2 separate regions of the Mus musculus genome follow, and region 2 is linked to region 1. The links are chromatin contacts, found by Hi-C or POLR2A ChIA-PET in ENCODE. All regions are on one chromosome and are shown on one strand. The core of a region is the stretch at or near the end of the contact, and the rest is flanking DNA. Distances in the headings are between cores, read along the strand shown.

What was found. A loop is a pair of places that touch in the nucleus more often than their neighbours do. ChIA-PET counts read pairs that join two places held with the same protein, here RNA polymerase II (POLR2A).
Region 2: POLR2A ChIA-PET joins it to region 1 with 24 read pairs in Patski. The contact joins the promoter of 4930413E20Rik here to the promoter of Sfrp1 in region 1. A Hi-C loop is called at or near these places in 1 of 37 maps with a recorded cell type or tissue (adrenal gland). POLR2A ChIA-PET finds 5 or more read pairs at or near these places in 1 of 5 experiments (Patski).

The regions. Positions count from the first base shown.
Region 1 is chr8:23,409,913-23,413,503 of GRCm38, forward strand. It overlaps Sfrp1 (secreted frizzled-related protein 1), which reads left to right and starts at 1,590. Exons shown (of 3, transcript NM_013834.3): 1 at 1,590-2,416. The coding sequence starts at 1,873.
Region 2 is chr8:23,532,777-23,536,014 of GRCm38, forward strand. 4930413E20Rik (a long non-coding RNA gene) reads left to right here and starts at 1,696. Exons shown (of 2, transcript XR_378805.1): 1 at 1,696-1,883; 2 at 2,372-2,963.

The DNA.
Region 1 (3,591 bases), core at 340-2,839:
AGTTCCAGCCCTGACTGCCACTGAATTGAGACACAGTTGCCTAGTCTCCTGCCCTCTGTGCTGGCTGAAGAATGTGATTCCTTAGCTCCTCGGGGAGGAGAGCACTGCGGGCTGTTTCTTGATTAACCCTTGGCCATCCACAGTCTTGCTCCGCATGGACTTTCTCCCTTACCCAAATGTGCCTGTTTGGTTTGGGCATCTTTCATCAGCCTAGGAAGGACAGGCATGTTGACCGCCTGCTGCAGCTGCTTCCCGCAGTAGAGTCACAGCATCAGCGTGTGTATGATTGCTTTAAGAAGGGATCCCCGCATCTTTGCAAGTTCCGGAGCTTTTACTCGGAAAGGAGAAATTGGGTCTATTGAGTGGAAAGCAAGACTCCCCAGAGCTTTATAAACCAGCCGCCTGGGCCAGCGGCATCTCCCACTGTGTTGGGCTTTGCAACTAGGAGTGGCGACCCATTTGCCACCCAGTACCGCAACACACTGCATCCTCTGCTGCCCCTCCACCCACTATGAAGAACACAGAATGAGGTGATCCAGAGAACTTCTCCGGCTGCTTGTGCGGTCTCCTCTCTACTCTAGATCCCACCCCTAGCTCTCTGAATGTAAGGGGAGTATTTGGAACACTCAAGCAATTCCCAGGAAGTGAGTAGTGGGTGTGTGTGGTCAGGGGTGGGGGAGGCTAGAGGACGACTTAGTTATTCTTTCTTGCCTGGCTTCTGCCTTATGCGGGAGGGGGTGACACACCTTTGGTTTTTGACCTCTGAATTAGCATGTGTATCTTGAGTTGGTATCCACCCACCCAGTACTGCTGGTATTTTTAGTGCTTTGGCTTTCTAATCCACAAACGCGTCTGTGTGTGTGTGTGTGTGTGTGTGTGTGTGTGTGTGTAAGTTTGTGCACATATGTGTTGTCTGCAGAGCTGAGACTTGAGTAGGGTCTTAAAAACATCGTTTAAAAACGTCAACTGTCCTTGGGAGCTAATACCCACATGATCAGTGCTCTTCTCCGCAGTGAGCCCCTTTCCCGTTCTACCTTCGGTCACCTGGAACACAGCCACAAACACCACCTTCTCTTAGTCTTTGCAAAAGCCCAGACTCCCCGGGAATTTAAAAGAGCTCCCTAAATTCAGCCTGCCCATCCGAGCAGCTGGGAAGCAGCTAAGATTAAAACCGTGGAGCGAAGGGCTGCTGGTCTGTTGCGTTGTTCCTTGGAACTAGGAAAAGAAGTAGAAAAAAGTCTTCACAACTGCATCAATTTGCAAGTATTATGAAGAGTCCTTTTTTTTTTTTTTAAACAAACCGACTCACTCTAATTACAGCGTCCAACTCCGACTCCACCCACCCCGCACTTCTAACTACTCTCTCCCTTTTGCTTTTGCCTCCTTCGAAAGTACTTGCTTAGTTTTTGGTTTTGCTTTTTAAGGGGTGTTGACCTGGGTCTAGTTCTAGTAAACCGATCCTTCTGGCCGGCGCGGCGATTGGTTAACTGCGCGGCTGACTGACGCGGTGTGGAGAGCGGCTCCCGGCAGCGCGGAGCTGATTGGCTGCGCGCGGGGAGATCCAGGGCTCGGCCACCCGCACACCGCGCATTCGAGCTGCAGCGTCGCAAGTAGGTGCAGCAGCCCGCAGCCCGCCGCGCCTCTGCGAGCCGGGACAGCACTCGGCCCCGCGCGCTCCCCGCCCCGCGCCAGCCCCGCCGCGGCGACCTGCTGCAGCGGAGGACCCCATCGATCGGAGACCCGGGGAGCAGCGCGCAGCCGCCGAGCCGGACGGGGCCCGGCACTGCGCCTTTGTCCCCGGAGGCTCCGGGAAGTTTGCAGCGGGACGCGCGCGTGAAGGCAGCGTGGGCAGCCCCGACGTCGCCGAGCAACATGGGCGTCGGGCGCAGCGCGCGGGGTCGCGGCGGGGCCGCCTCGGGAGTGCTGCTGGCGTTGGCCGCCGCTCTGCTGGCCGCGGGTTCGGCCAGCGAGTACGACTACGTGAGCTTCCAGTCCGACATCGGCTCGTATCAGAGCGGGCGCTTCTACACCAAGCCCCCGCAGTGCGTGGACATCCCGGTGGACCTGAGGCTGTGCCACAACGTGGGCTACAAGAAGATGGTGCTGCCCAACCTGCTGGAGCACGAGACCATGGCAGAGGTGAAGCAGCAGGCCAGCAGCTGGGTGCCGCTGCTCAACAAGAACTGCCACATGGGCACCCAGGTCTTCCTCTGTTCGCTCTTCGCGCCCGTCTGTCTGGACCGGCCCATCTACCCGTGTCGCTGGCTCTGCGAGGCCGTGCGCGACTCGTGCGAGCCGGTCATGCAGTTCTTCGGCTTCTACTGGCCCGAGATGCTCAAATGTGACAAGTTCCCCGAGGGCGACGTCTGCATCGCCATGACCCCGCCCAATACCACGGAAGCCTCTAAGCCCCAAGGTAAGGGTATGCCTTCCCACGCCCGCGAACCCCCGCGCCCATCCGCACTGGCCCAGGGCTGTAGAGGGGGAAAGCTCAGGAGCCGCGCACCGCAACCCGCAAGGTGTGCAGACCCGATCCCTAAAGCTTCTGGGAGGCCCAGGCATCGCTTGGCGCTTCTCCCGCTCCAGGTACTCCCTGATGGCTGGTGAGCCTCGGCCGTGGGGGGGGGGGGGTTGGGGGGGGCGAGGGGAGACCTGGAGCTGCTCTTCCTAAGCTCCAGTCTGGCGTTTTCCATACCTGAAAGAAAGCAAAGCTTAGGTTTTAAATAAAAGGACGTCTATCTCTTCAGAGAGAGTGCGGTGTCCTGTTCCAAAACTGTTAACATCCGAGACAGACACTGCTCCCTTGGAAAACCACTCGCTCAAACTACAACAACAAACAAACAACCCCAAACGTAAGACGGAGGGATTTATTTTCATAAGTTTGTAATTTTTTTCTCTAAAAACAAAACCATCAACAAGAAATCCTCTTTGCTCAGCTTATCTTCCAGTCGTGTTGCAGATCTGGAAGAGGAAAGAAGTTTAGAAAGCGCAACTTCTCTTTCTTCCCCTCTAAATTCAGGCAGCAACCTTGAGTTTAGCAAACCAAGGGGGATGCAAAAACCTCTGGTGCCCCAGCCTTGCTTACCCCCTGCTTCTCTCCTTCACACAAATCCTTGGGTAATTAGAAAGATAAAAATGTAATTAGCTCATTGTTTATCTCCTCCTGGAAGGGTGAGGACCTGCAAATTGGGTGCTGCAAATACTGAACCCTGGGGGGCCCGAATTTCTCTTGGGAACCCTGTATTTAAAGGGAAATTTTCATGTGAGAGGGAAAAAGAAAATCTGGAGACTCAAACAAAATCAAACTAGAAACACACACAGAACTCATAGCTGCACCACAGCATGCTGGTGGTATGAATCCTGACTGTGTTCATTCCTGTGAGGCGAGCCTTAGGAGTATATAACATATATTCTTGTCCAGTGGCCCTTGTCACAGAAGTGGGCACCTCCTGGCCATTTCTGAAGGGGAGACTTTACTTATCTTCGAGTGTTGAGTGTCTTGGCTTTCTGAAGCAGGGTCTTAGTCTCTTGGTGTTCAGCCCAGGCTGGTCTTGAACACAAATTCCTCCTGTTTCAGGCTCCTCAGTTCTA
Region 2 (3,238 bases), core at 446-2,945, 120 kb after region 1:
CACATGAAACCAGCTAGTACACCCTCTTATCTGAGCCTTTGACTGGAAGGAAAGCAAATTTAAATCCATAAAGATAAGACAGACTCTCAGTTCTCTTTCTGTAACGGTTATTCATGAAAAATAAAATAAAATAAATGCCAATGTCAATCTCCCAGAAATAATTTGGGGCCACCTTTTTGTAGATTTCCAGGCAGCAGGTTGTTTCAAGGGACGTAAGACTCTACATCTTAGCCAAGAAAGCAGTTCCTTTTTAAAGGAACCTTTGTAGTCTTTAGGTCCCTTGACGTGGTCGGGGCTGCTGTGGGAGGGCTTAGAGGCTATTATACAGCAGCCATTGCTCTATGGAGGGTCTGTTCCTTTATTCGGGAGCCATCCACTCTTAGAGCTTGATAGACTGAGGTAATTTTCCTGGTGATTTTTCACTGCTTAGGGGCACTAGGGAAATTTTATAGTATAAGTGGTTCTATTTGGCTGTTGTGTTAATGGGGATTCTGAGTACAGCCAAAGCTGGACACACTGACACAATCTAGCTTCACAGAGACTGGAAAGCTAACAGGTCAACTTCATGTTTGGCTCACACTTGTCCCCCGGGCATGAAGCATCGTCTTCTAAGTGTGTGTTCAATAAGTGCTTAAGGGGGGCAGTTTTGAACCTACCAGCAAGGACCAGCAAGAACCAGAAATTAGTTGGCTTTTATCTAACTTGGATAACACGCCAGCCTGATGCAGTATTGGGAAGAAAAGGTTCCAACCAAAGTAGATTATTATGGTTTGTACCCAAAGGGCATGCAGTAGATGTACCATGATAACCAGAGGCCTGCTTGCTTCTTTCCTCTACCATTCACATCCTTTGTTGAAGTAGAACAGGGTGCAGACAAAAAAGCATGTGACCTCACTGAGCAGTGGGTCTGGCACCCAGATTTCTTGAGGAGGAATAACCCAGAGAGGCCGTGCTCTCACGGTCTTGGCTTCACAGCTGCCATACTGAGGACCACATGGAAGTGCTTCCAAGGTCCCATGTGTTTGCTTGAGAACAGGTCTGACTGGGCTTCCCAGGCTAACAGTTTTGTGGTATTTTGATTTTGTGGTATTTTTTCATTTCTTTCTTCTTTTCCATGTATCTCCTTTCCTGTTTTTCTCTCAGTCTCTCTCTCTCTCCTCTCCCCCCCCCCCCCTCTCTCTCTCTCTCTGTTTTCTTAGTGTCTCATGCAGTGCACAAAGGGTCCCATTGGAAACACATTAATGTGCTAAAGTTTGCTACACATTTTGGCCATGTATGCTGTGGAAGGAGACCTGCCTTATGACACCTGTGGCAGCAGCAAAAACATAAAAGCGGTATGGGCTTCTAACAAGTTTTGTTATTCTAAAAATAATCTCTGAGCTATTGATATGAAGAGTGTCAGCAACAAAGAGAAGAGTGGGAAGGGCAGAGTGGGCAGGGCCGAGTGGGAGAAGTGGGCGGGGCCGAGTGGGAGGGGCATGTTTAGATGAGGGGGTGGAGCCCCCTAGTGCAGAAAGCTCTGGAAGCCTCTGGACAAGTTCCCTTCCATCTGTCTCAACACACATTGAAAGGCATTTAATGAAGCTGGTTCTGCCCTCAATAATCTCTCCTCCCCAGCTCTCTCTGACAGTCTGCCGCCACCCTGGTCCATATTAAGAATGTATTTTGATGGGAGGTTTACAAGGGCTGTCTCGGGATCAAGCTAAAGCCATCTGCTCTGGAAACACATGATTTATGGCCGGAAGAATCTTGACGGGCCCAGGGCAAGCATGTAGATGAGGTCCTTCTATTGACATAGGCCTGAGTCCCTTTGAGGGGACACCTACCTTGGTCCTCAAGCTGATGACAGCAGAGTCCCTGGGGGACTGTCGCCTGTCTCTAATGTAAGTTTTAAACGTGTGAGTTGTTTGTTTGTTCGTTCATTTATGTAAAAATAACAAAGCACCTGGTTTTAATCAACAAGCAGTGGGCAGTTTAGGTTATCAGTCCCTCCTTTTTGTCCCCAAGTAAGGGCTGCAAGGTGAGGGCCGTGCAGTAAACCAGCAGAGCTCCTTGCTCCCTGAGGACTTGTGCTGTCTCGGCAGCCTATCTTCAAGGACCCCATGTGACTTCAATGGGAGAGATGTTGAGCAGTCCTTTCCCCACAAGCTCCTGGCATACAAAACATTACCTTAAAGTTCCCATAAGCCAGTGGTGTCTCATTCACAAACCACATTTAAATCCTGAATCTAAAAGTATTCTGGCACTTTGAGTTTATAGAAATGTTTCAGGGTTTTTTTTTCCTCTTTCCAAACAAAAGAGTTTTGTTTTTGGATGTCTGCCCCTTTGCCAAAATCTTGAAGTCACAATCTCCCCCTTCCCCACCCCCTAGGCAACAGGGACTGGACTCTTCTAGAATGTTCAAATACTGAAGCTGGGTCACTCAGAACTTAAAGCTGTAACTGACAGGCAGACTCTCTGTGGGCATCTGGAAAGGCTGGCAAAGGAGACGATGCTGGTGAAATAGGTAGCTCCTTTCTGTTGTGAATGTATGCCCACCACAGACGCCTTCGGAGCCTCAGCAGGACATCTCTGGATTGCATCAGAGCCTTTACCAACATCTCTTGCCATCTTACTGTTGGAGAATGGAGGACCATCTAGATCCGGCAACGGAGTCAAGGCACCTCAGAGGTTCTGGTGACTCAGGAAGGACCACACATCTCAGCAGTGGGAGAGCACAGGGGCAGTTTGCCTCCAGCACTGTCTGCTAGACTTTTTGCTCTTAGCTATTTCAAAGCTGAGATCATCTCATTCCTGGGTCTCAAGAGGACAAAGCTAATGTAGACATTTAAAGTCGTTTTTCAAGATTAGAATGAGAGCCATAGAGAGCTGGGCTTGGTGGTACTGTAATCCTAGCTCTTGGAGACTGAGGCTGTCACATAGTGAGTTCTAAGCCAGCCTGGGTTATAAAGTGTCTCAAGAAATAACAACCCAAGCCAATAATATAATTATAGCTACTGGGAAGTCATAACCCATTTTCCTCATTATATTTTTCTTCTCCTTTTTCTTCTTCCTATCTTTATATCGGTTTTCTTACTATTATGAACCAAATCTAGTTATGCTGGGTAGCACAACAGGTCTTGTGGCCCTGCCTACCTCAAAGCCTCACCTGCAGTCTCTTATTGTTGGCCACATGGAGCCTCCTTTGATTCAACCACACCACAGAATCGCTTTTCTGCTAGAATCTTCTCTGCTGCTG